Regions from separate parts of the Homo sapiens genome. Here region 2 is linked to region 1. A link is a contact called in ENCODE Hi-C data. All regions are on one chromosome and are shown on one strand. Each heading gives the region's core, a stretch centred on a gene start or an enhancer-like site at or near the end of the contact. The rest is flanking DNA. Distances are from core to core; before and after follow the strand shown. Region 1 holds the start of PALS2 (protein associated with LIN7 2, MAGUK p55 family member). Region 2 holds the start of HIBADH (3-hydroxyisobutyrate dehydrogenase).

What was found. Hi-C counts contacts between places; a loop is a spot of excess contacts on that map. Pooled maps may share reads with other maps.
Region 2: a loop to region 1 is called in a map of CD8-positive, alpha-beta T cell, with 16 times the contacts of the local background. The contact joins the promoter of HIBADH here to the promoter of PALS2 in region 1. A Hi-C loop is called at or near these places in 3 of 168 maps with a recorded cell type or tissue (CD4-positive, alpha-beta T cell, CD8-positive, alpha-beta T cell and naive thymus-derived CD4-positive, alpha-beta T cell) and 7 of 50 pooled maps.

The regions. Positions count from the first base shown.
Region 1 is chr7:24,571,340-24,575,898 of GRCh38, forward strand. It overlaps PALS2 (protein associated with LIN7 2, MAGUK p55 family member), which reads left to right and starts at 2,113. Exons shown (of 12, transcript NM_001303037.2): 1 at 2,113-2,254. RefSeq lists enhancers at 1,262-1,331, 1,352-1,451, 2,317-2,816, 2,762-2,811, 2,862-2,981 and a silencer at 1,592-2,661.
Region 2 is chr7:27,660,440-27,664,998 of GRCh38, forward strand. HIBADH (3-hydroxyisobutyrate dehydrogenase) reads right to left here and starts at 2,444. Exons shown (of 8, transcript NM_152740.4): 1 at 2,259-2,444. The coding sequence starts at 2,349. The region is part of intron 2 of LOC105375211 (a long non-coding RNA gene); the gene reads left to right. RefSeq lists an enhancer at 2,181-2,998 and a silencer at 2,214-2,633.

The DNA of each region.
Region 1 (4,559 bases), core at 863-3,362:
CCCCAAACCCTCCCTCCCTAAAACTTCCTCAGTTAACATCATTCTACTTGCAGGGAGCAGGGGTAGAGTAGGTTAGGACATTGTTTCCAGAAGACCCTTGAGGAAATAAAAGTGCACTATTAAGGATCACTAACATATCTGGAAATGACATTCATACCCTACCTCCCACCCCAACCCCAGAGAAGCTCAGGGCAAGTAACTAAGTGGCTGGGTCCAAGGGGATGTGTTAAGGTTAAGAGTCAGAAGGGAAAAGAGTTCACAAGCCTGGGTAGGGTACAGCAGGGAGGACCCATGGGTGTCCTGTGAGAAGCAAGTGGGCCTGGGGCAGCAAGAAGGACCTGAAAGGTCTTGCTGACACCCCGAGAAGACAAACCCCATCCTTCCGCTTTGTCTCTGCCTTGGGCTCCGAGCCCACTCCACTTCATTTCATCCAGCCATCCTGACTACAGGGGGCCCAAAGCTACTCTGTGCCCTGGGCACGTTTGAGTCTCCTTAAATGCTTCCAATTACCTTTGCCTGGGTTTGTGGTTCCAGGAAAGAAGGTTCTAAATTAACACTGTACAAGGCCCCCCTGCATGTTGGTTTGCAAAATTAATGATCCTAATGGAAAAGTAAATTAATCTTTGATGCTTGGTTGAGGATAAACACAAAAATCACTGTTTTGGACACTGGACCTTCTTAATACATCTCATCAATAGTATTTTCTCTCTCCCTTCCATGCCTGCCACATTCACAAAGAGAGGAGACAATACAACTTATAACTTCATCTCTGAATCCAAAGGGCCATGATGCACGCATTTATTCTGCAAACACTTATTAATGGTCTGGTTTGTGCAAGGTGCCCAAGAGAAGCCAGGAAAGGCTGCACAGAGGAGGCCACCTCATAACACTCCTCACACGTAAAGTTTGACTTGCACTTTCTACGTTCATGGTTTGAAAAGATTGCAGTAAGCATTTTGTAAAATGTAAATTACATTCTTCAATTTTAGGAAGAACACAATAGTTTTTCCAAAAGCCGCCTGTCACAGGTCTGAGGGTTCACAGAGCTCTTTTAAGGGGATCGGAAGTTCTCTGGCTGCCTTGCTATGTTTTTCTAGCCAGAAGTCTCTGCTGCAGTGCATTGCTCAGTTCCTTTCAACTGAAAAATTAAATCTGCACTTCTGTCAAAATGTGTCATCTACACATCCGGACACTCATCACAGTTCACCAAGCTCTACGCAGAGTCCAGGCTGAAAGGATGGCATGCCCTCCCCAACCCCACCCTTTTGAGGTCTGGGAAGCCCAGGTGCTGGGGAGGAGCTGAACAACTGTGTCCAGGGAGTGTCTGGCAAAGCCGACCCAGGGAGTTCCACGGGAGCCTCGGTGCTATGAAAAGAGCCAGTGTCCATGCATTTCCTCGGGTGTGAATCACACTGCCCGGTCGGGCCTTTGGGAAAAAATTAATGAAGGACACAGTCAGCGCCGTAGAACCTGCCAAATACACATCAGATCCAGTGGAGTCTGTGAAGGGGGAGGGGGAGATTTTTCCAGAGGCTTTTCTTCTCGTTCCATTTCTCTTTTGTGCCCCACGACTGGGTTCTTGAATGTAAAACTCTCAGAAAGGTCAGGGCGGAGCCTGTTTTATGCCCCGAGGAGTATCTTGCCCACCCGTAAATGCTGACAGACAGCTGCGACTTCGGCCCAGGAGACCCGGCGGGGACTGGGTCCGACCAGCCCTCTCTCGCGGGCGCAGGTCCGGGACCCCTGAAGCGAGCCGGCCGGGCGCAGAGCGCAGTCAGTCTGGGCGCTCAGAAGCTGGGAGGGGGCTCCACCTGGGCGCCCAGCCGCGGCGGGAGGGGCGGGGCCCGGCTTTCCGGAGGCGGTGGCACCTCCTCGCGCCCGAGCGCGCGCTCCCCGACGTCCGGCGCACGCGCGAGGCCGGCTGGGAGCGCGCCCAAGCGGCGGCGGCGGCGGCGGCTGGAGGAGGAGGAGGAGGAGGAGGAGGAGGAGGAGGGCGGCTGAGGCGCGGCTGGCTGCGCGCGCGGAGGCAGCGGCGGGGGCGACCGGAGCTGGGGCAGAGTGGGGAGCGAGGGAGGGGGAGGAGAGAGAGGGAGGCGGAGGGCAGTGAGAGACGCATTTCCAGTTCTCAACTACGAGCCACGAGTTTGCAGATGGGGCTGCTCGGCGGCGCCTGTGGCTGAGGGAGAGCAGCGGCGGCGGGGAGCGACCGGGAGCGGCGGCAGCGGCGGCGCGGAGGCGGCTGAGGTGCGAGCCGGTGAGTTAACTGGACCCCCACGCCGCTCGGGTAACGGTCGCGCCGCGCGCCGGGCCGGCCGGGGGCGCCCTGTTGCTCGGCGCGGCGCGCCACGCGGGGACCCTGGCCCGCCCCGCCCCCCTCGGCACCTGGGCTTCGGCGGGCGCGGGGAAGAGGGACCGGCAGGCGGCGGCGGCGGCGCCGCGGTCGGGGAGGCTGCTGGCCGCCCCCAGCCCGGCCCGCGCGGAAGGGGCGCTCGGCCGGGCTCCTGCCTCTCTGGCTGCGGGCGGCTGGGCGGGCCGGAGCTCGGCAACGTGTCTGGCCCATGCTGCTTGCCGCCGCTCCCCACGCGCTCCCCGGCGCGGCCCCGACTGGGGCTAGGGCCGCAGACGCGCGGGGCCCCTTCGGGCGCGGGGCTTGGGTGCCTACACCTCTGCGGCGGGAGTCGCGGTGGAGCCTGAATGGAGAGCCGGCCTGGGGGCGGCGTTGCTGTGACTGACACCTCCGGGGTCTGTCCCGAGAGGGGGTGATTCCGCCGGCTCCCGGTTCTCTCCCGAGCTCGGAGTTGGTAGGGGAGGAGGCTTTCTCCAACTACCGCCGCTACTTCCGAGGTACGAGACTCCAGTTGTTTGGCCAAAGTGGCTGTGGGCCGAGCACAGGCTGCCGCGGGGGCGTTCGCTGCTGAGATCGTGCTCGCGGATTCTCGGTACGTTTGTCTGAAACCAAATAGGTGCTGGGGCTTTTTTATTTTGGCTGGGTGGAGGGTCAGCAGGGGAGTCGATTGAGGTATCCGACCGTGTGGTGACAGGATGTGGATTGGTTGGTAGATGTTTTTTTGCAGAAGGACTTTTTAACACTTTACTGGGAGTTTATTCTCAATCCTACCAGTTTCTGGGATTGCAGCTCGAGATTACATTTGTTAAACTTCCATCAGTTGGGTGTGCATCTGTGTAGGGGGTGGGGGTGAAGCGAGGGAGAGAATTGAAGACTGCCGGGGAAGCTCAGAAAATTCTCCGCATTACTTATAAACAGCCGGGTAAGGTCAGGCTAGCCACGTTTTATTCTTTCCTACGCCTTTGGAGAGTGTTGGAATTTTACTTTGTGCTTCAAGTATATTACAAGTGGTCTTGTAGTGTAGCTGAGAACGTTTGGGGTGCGTTAAAATGCGTTTCAATTGGAGTATGATTTAGCAGCCATTTCTTCCCGTGAAATTTTGCAAATCATTTGTAAACTTATGTTGGTCGAATATACCAGGCGAAGTAACATTTTTAGTAATGCGGTATATAGTTTCCGTATATAGGTATAGCAACGGACCTCAAGTAATATTGCTTATTGTAGGCATCTACTGTGCAATGATAGGGTAGTGGGTAGTAGGCCTGATTATAGTTATGTCTTCTGAGGCCTTGTTAACAGTAAACAAAGAACTTTTGTGGGTTGTGTCATTTTGAGGTCATTTGTACCTTAAATCTATCATATATTTAAATAGGTGTTTAAATGCGTGTTTGCACGATGTGTTACTCTTTAAGGTCCATGTTTCCTTCATTCTGGACTACGGTTACATAATACACAAATGGTAACACTTTTAATTGCTCAATTTTGTCCTATGGAGACTGCACACCATCTTTATGAAAGAGGTGTGTATGTGTCCTTACTGATGCCACCGAATTCTTGACATCTGGAATGTCAAAATGAATTATTTTGCATTCTAGGTTAAATCAACACTGGAAAAATTAAGGTGTTTAAGCAAGTCTAGTAGCTCTATATAAGACAGAATCTTTTTTTTTCTTTAGGCCAACTGTTGGATTTTTAAAAATGAATCATATTTTTAAACATTTGAGGGAGCAGTTTGCTTCTGAGTCTCATTTTAGGCTGAAATTGTTCCAGAGCACTACATAGCCTGCTTCTCTCTTTCTCTCCCCACTCCCCCTCTTTTTAGCTTGAGATAACCAAGAAGACATAACTGTGACTCTATGTGTTATCTTTTTAAAAAGTTGTTTTAAAATTGAAGTTGCTTGTTTGAATATTTACTATCCCTTTACATGCTTTACTACTTAATAATGGATTAGCAGAATAAAACAGATATTTTAATTAAATGTCTTTCATATTTTTGACATCTGAGCTTTGTAAAAATGGAGTAGCATCATATTATTGCTGAGAGAGTTACAAATAATACAGGATTAGTGCTAGTCAAAGGCTAATTGTAAAAAAACAGCCAGAAAATAAAATTAAAAGAGGTAAGAGGACGCATTTATACTTTTGACATCACTCTAATATAAATTACCTATTGCTAGGTGACTTTTGAAAAAGAGTATCTTGTAAAATTCAC
Region 2 (4,559 bases), core at 1,194-3,693, 3.1 Mb after region 1:
GATCACGAGGTCAAGTGATAGAGACCATCCTGGCTAACATGGTGAAACCCCGTTTCTACTAAAAAATACCAAAAAACTAGCCGGGCGTGGTGGCAGGCGCCTGTAGTCCCAGGTACTCCGGAGGCTGAGGCAGGAGAATGGCGTGAACCTGGGAGGCGGAGCTTGCAGTGAGCTGAGATTGCGCCAATGCACTCTAGCCTGGGCGACAGACAAAGACTCCGAGGGAAAAAAAAAAATTTTTTTCAAGAGAAAAAAAAATTGCTTAAGTGATTTAACCACTTCATCACAAAAGAACTATTTAAAATTTATCAGAAATCTATATTCTGACAATTACCTTTGGGCCAAAGAACCCAAAGTACAAGACCATATGCCAAAGTAGTCTAATCAGCACTCTGAGGTAGGCCCTCCCAGTTTACAGAGGCACGTATTACAGTCTTAGGCCTCAGGCTCTTTCACCATGAATTGGTAAGAACTTTCATAACTCTAAAAGGTACATCAAGGGTTCATTAAAATACCATTAGAACACCTTGTAAAACCACTAAACAGCAAATATGTCTTCCTTGGCTAATGGGAACTGAAAGAATTGTGAATTCATGTGAAAACTGGTGCTACTGTGGAAAAGTGTCTATTCTTTTAGGGTTATCTCAAAAGTCGGAAGCATTTTTGTAGCTCAATATATGAAGCTCAAACAGTGGTTACATTCAAGTTTGGCATATTCTGAGTTTTTATCTTGTTACTGTGGTTCTGTATCAGACATCTGGTCTCTTGCATCTCACCGAGCCTCTGTTCTTCTCCAGCCAGAAAGGAAATTCAGAGGTTTCACTGAGGGGGAGAATGGGAAGCTGTTAAGAATTGTAAGAGAAAGTTCTTACAATTCCTGGCCAGCCACAGTGGTTCATGCCTATAATCCCAACGCTTTGGGAGGATCACTTGAGCGCAGGAGTTCAAGACCAGCCTGGGCAACATGGCGAAACTCCGTCCCTACTAAAAATACAAAAATTGGACGGGCGTGGTGGCACATGCCTGTAATCCCAGCTACTCGGGAGGCTGAGGTGGGAGGATCACCTGAGCCCAGGAGGTCGAGACTGCAGTGAGCAGTGTGACTGGGCCACTGCACTCCAGCCTGGGCGACAGAGACCCTGTCTCAAAAAAAAAAAAAAAAAAAAAAAAGGGCGGGGGGCCAAGGGGCTCAAATCCTAACCCACTATTTTTTTTTTAAGCAAAGATTAGAAAAAATTAATGCCAAGGTTTTTTTTGTTATTAATCCTCAGTATGATCTTGCTAAACGATGCATTGTTACAACTCTCAAACTTTCAGTTTGAGGAAGACAACGGCAGTGCCCCCACAAATCAACCAATTTTTCAATTAAAGAGGAGTCCTGGTGTGATAGAAAGTTAAGGAATTAGGAACAACTGATAACAACTTTCTAGGTCTTGCTGGGAATATCCTGATTCACTCATCCAAGGGGCCTCATGTCCCTCGTGCGGAGTATGAAAGACTGTATTAGATCTCCGTGGATCTTCATCCTGGCTCTAAAAACTGCCTCTTTGTAAGTTCATGGCTAGCTTCCACAATTTACCATGGTATGAGAGGAGGGAGGCAGGATTAATTCTGCCCACAATCTTGAGGACGCTGAACGTGTTTTGGTTCATAATTTGACAAAAATGACATTTTTTTAGGTTACAGTAGAGGGGGGAAGCCCGTCTTGCTGGTCAAGGGTGACTGAAACTTTGCTGAAAGACTTACTGCCTGGCTTGTACAGCCACCGCTTGTGTAATAAGGCCATCCCCTCGGACTCAGGTGGTTAAACATCAGGCCCTGCTGCCCAAGTGTGTCCCCAACCCAAGGTGCACCCTGGGGGCGCTGAAAGACCAGGGGTCGCTGGGGTGAGTGCGGGTTGCTCCTGGAGTTGGGCGCTCCAAACGTCCTCGGAGTCCTAACTCCAAAGCAGCATGCCGGGGTCCCAAATACTCTCTTCTCTTCAGCCCAAGCTCTTCCCCACCTCTTCCTAAATCCCGAAAAGGGCGCTGAACCCGTTCATCAGGAGCCCGGGAGAAAGGGAGGGAAGGCAGAGGGGGGTACTCGCGGAGTGAGTGGCGGCCGCAGAAAAGGACAGGCCTTTAGTACCAGCCAAAATATTGTTTTTTAAGCCCCAGCCCAACCGCAGGGCCTCCCGAGAAAAGACTTCTTCGGCCGTCTGGACAGAAGAAGCGAGCGGCCGAAAGAAGGACAAGGGGGAGGAGGCGTGAGGTCCTTACCCGCTGCAAAGCTGCCGGCTGCCGGCCGCAGCCGCCGGCTCCAGTACCGGAGACCGGAGGCAGCTCCGAGGAGCCGTAAGGAGGCTGCCATGCTGCGCCCGCCCCTCTCCCCGCGGTGACCTCCGCCGCCTCCCGGAGGGCCCACAGACTGCGAGCGTGTGCAGCGGGACTGGCTGGCTCGCCCACGGAGAAGGGCGCGCGCGCACGCGCTCTCACCGCTCGGGGGCGGGTGCCCACGCGCGAGGGAAGGAGCGCGGAGCCGAGAGGAGCGGCCTGACGCGGCAGGGCCTGTCAATCCCTTTACGGACAGGGAAGCAGACCAATCAGAATTCCCAGGTCCGCAGCTGTGCGAAGGACCAATAAGAGGCCTTTTTGAACAGTGACGCCAGGCGCCCTGGCGCTGCCCCCAAGCTCGTGCCTCATTTACAGCCTGCGGGCGGGAGTCTCCTTGTTTACCAAAGCAGAGGGCGTGTGGGAGGCGGGGGCCGTCGCTCGCTCCCGCCTCCTCGGAAACCTTGTCCCCACAACCGCTGCGTGTTAAAAAGGACAAAACTGACTCGCAGCTTGAAAAACACTCAGAAAGCTACCATGTGTGTAATAACTTTTAAATTCATTTGATTTTACTTAACACAACAGTTTCTCAATACTAAAAATAGTAGGAAAAGAAGTTGGTAACATTATCTTTGAAGGGAAGAGTTACTAGAAACTTGCACTTTCTATTTCAAGGCATATTTCTCTAATCTTTGAAAATTCTACACCCTAAATCCATTTTGTAAGCAAAACTAAATATAAAATCCAGAAAGTAGTAGTATATGTATGTGTATTAGAAAGACCTTTTTTTTTTTTGGAGACGGAGTCTCTCTGTCACCCAGGCTGGAGTGCAGTGGCGCGATCTCGGCTCACTGCAATCTCCGCCTCCCGGGTTCAAGTGATTCTCCTGCTTCAGCCTCCGGAGTAGGTGAGGTGGGACTATAGGCCTGCGTGCGCCACCACACCCGGCTAATTTTTTTGGCACTTTGAGTAGAGGCGGGGTGTCGCCATTTTGCCTAGGCTGGTCTCAAACTCCTGGCGTCAAGTGATCCGCCCGCCTCGGCCTCCCAAAGTGCTGGTTATTACAGGCGTGAGCCACTGCGCGGTGCAGAGAGACAGACATTTAGTCATTCTTCTGTCAATGCTTAGTGTACATATTTGAGTCTGTAAACCCCTTGGGGGTAATTGCAGGCCTTCTCATCTCCACTGACTCCACCAAAGGGTTGGAAGCCATGACCACACCAAAGCAAGACTATAGCCTTTGGAGAATGGCAATACAGCAGGAAAGAGAATGTGTATGGAGTAGCTAGGGAAATGCGAACCCCAATCTAAGTAGCACAATCAACAAAATTTGACTTTGACCTTTTTTTCAACTCAGTAACCCATGGAGTTGAAAGCAAAGGAATTGGATCATTTCCATCTGGGCTCTTTTCATGTTTCTGGGCATGCTGGCAACGTTTCCAAAAACTTAAAAACTTGTACAGAGTGCAAGGTCCCTATCTGTAACTGGGAGGAAGTTAATGCCCTTCTTTGACCATCACTCCACCCCAACCCTCTACCCAACACTAAATGAAAAGAAGGAAGGAAAGGGACGAAGGGAGGGAGGGAGAAAAAACTCATTTCAACAATTAGACCTTCTCCTAGATTTGGGTCCCCACCCCTACTAGGGGTAAATTAGTTTCTGGAGCATTTCCCACCTGTGCCTCTCTTCCTGGTTTCGTCAGGTTTTAGCTGGAATAGATCTCCTGCAGGCAACAAATGTGGGCCTACAGGTTTCTTTTTCTTTTTCTTCCTCCAGCACTACAGGTTTCTATAATTAACTCCTGAACTGCAATTGGTCTTTCAACTGTGTCTCCTCCAAGAAGCCCTGCATTGTCTTCTCCAACAATGTCTCCTCCAAGAAGCCCTACATTGATTCATAAACTAAGGAATTTTCATAGGTTTCCATGATTTTAAAGAAGCGTTATGAATTTTTAAGTAATTCTTACTGTTTGAAGGTGCTTGCAGATATTATTGTACTGGCAAATGCAGTTCCTGCCTATGGCTGGTTAGCTTTCTTCATTTGATTGCCCTCCTGATGCCCTTGTTTGAAAGGCACTGCAACTCCTCCCTGAGTCTTTGCCACGCATTTTTGTTTGTAATTGTTTCAATGCCTTATAGTGGCCCCTGACTTCCGCTTCCAGGAAGATGGAGTAGATAGGTTTCTCCCTATTCTTCTAAGTACAACTAAAAACTCAACATTATATATAAGATAAACATAGGGAGACTTTG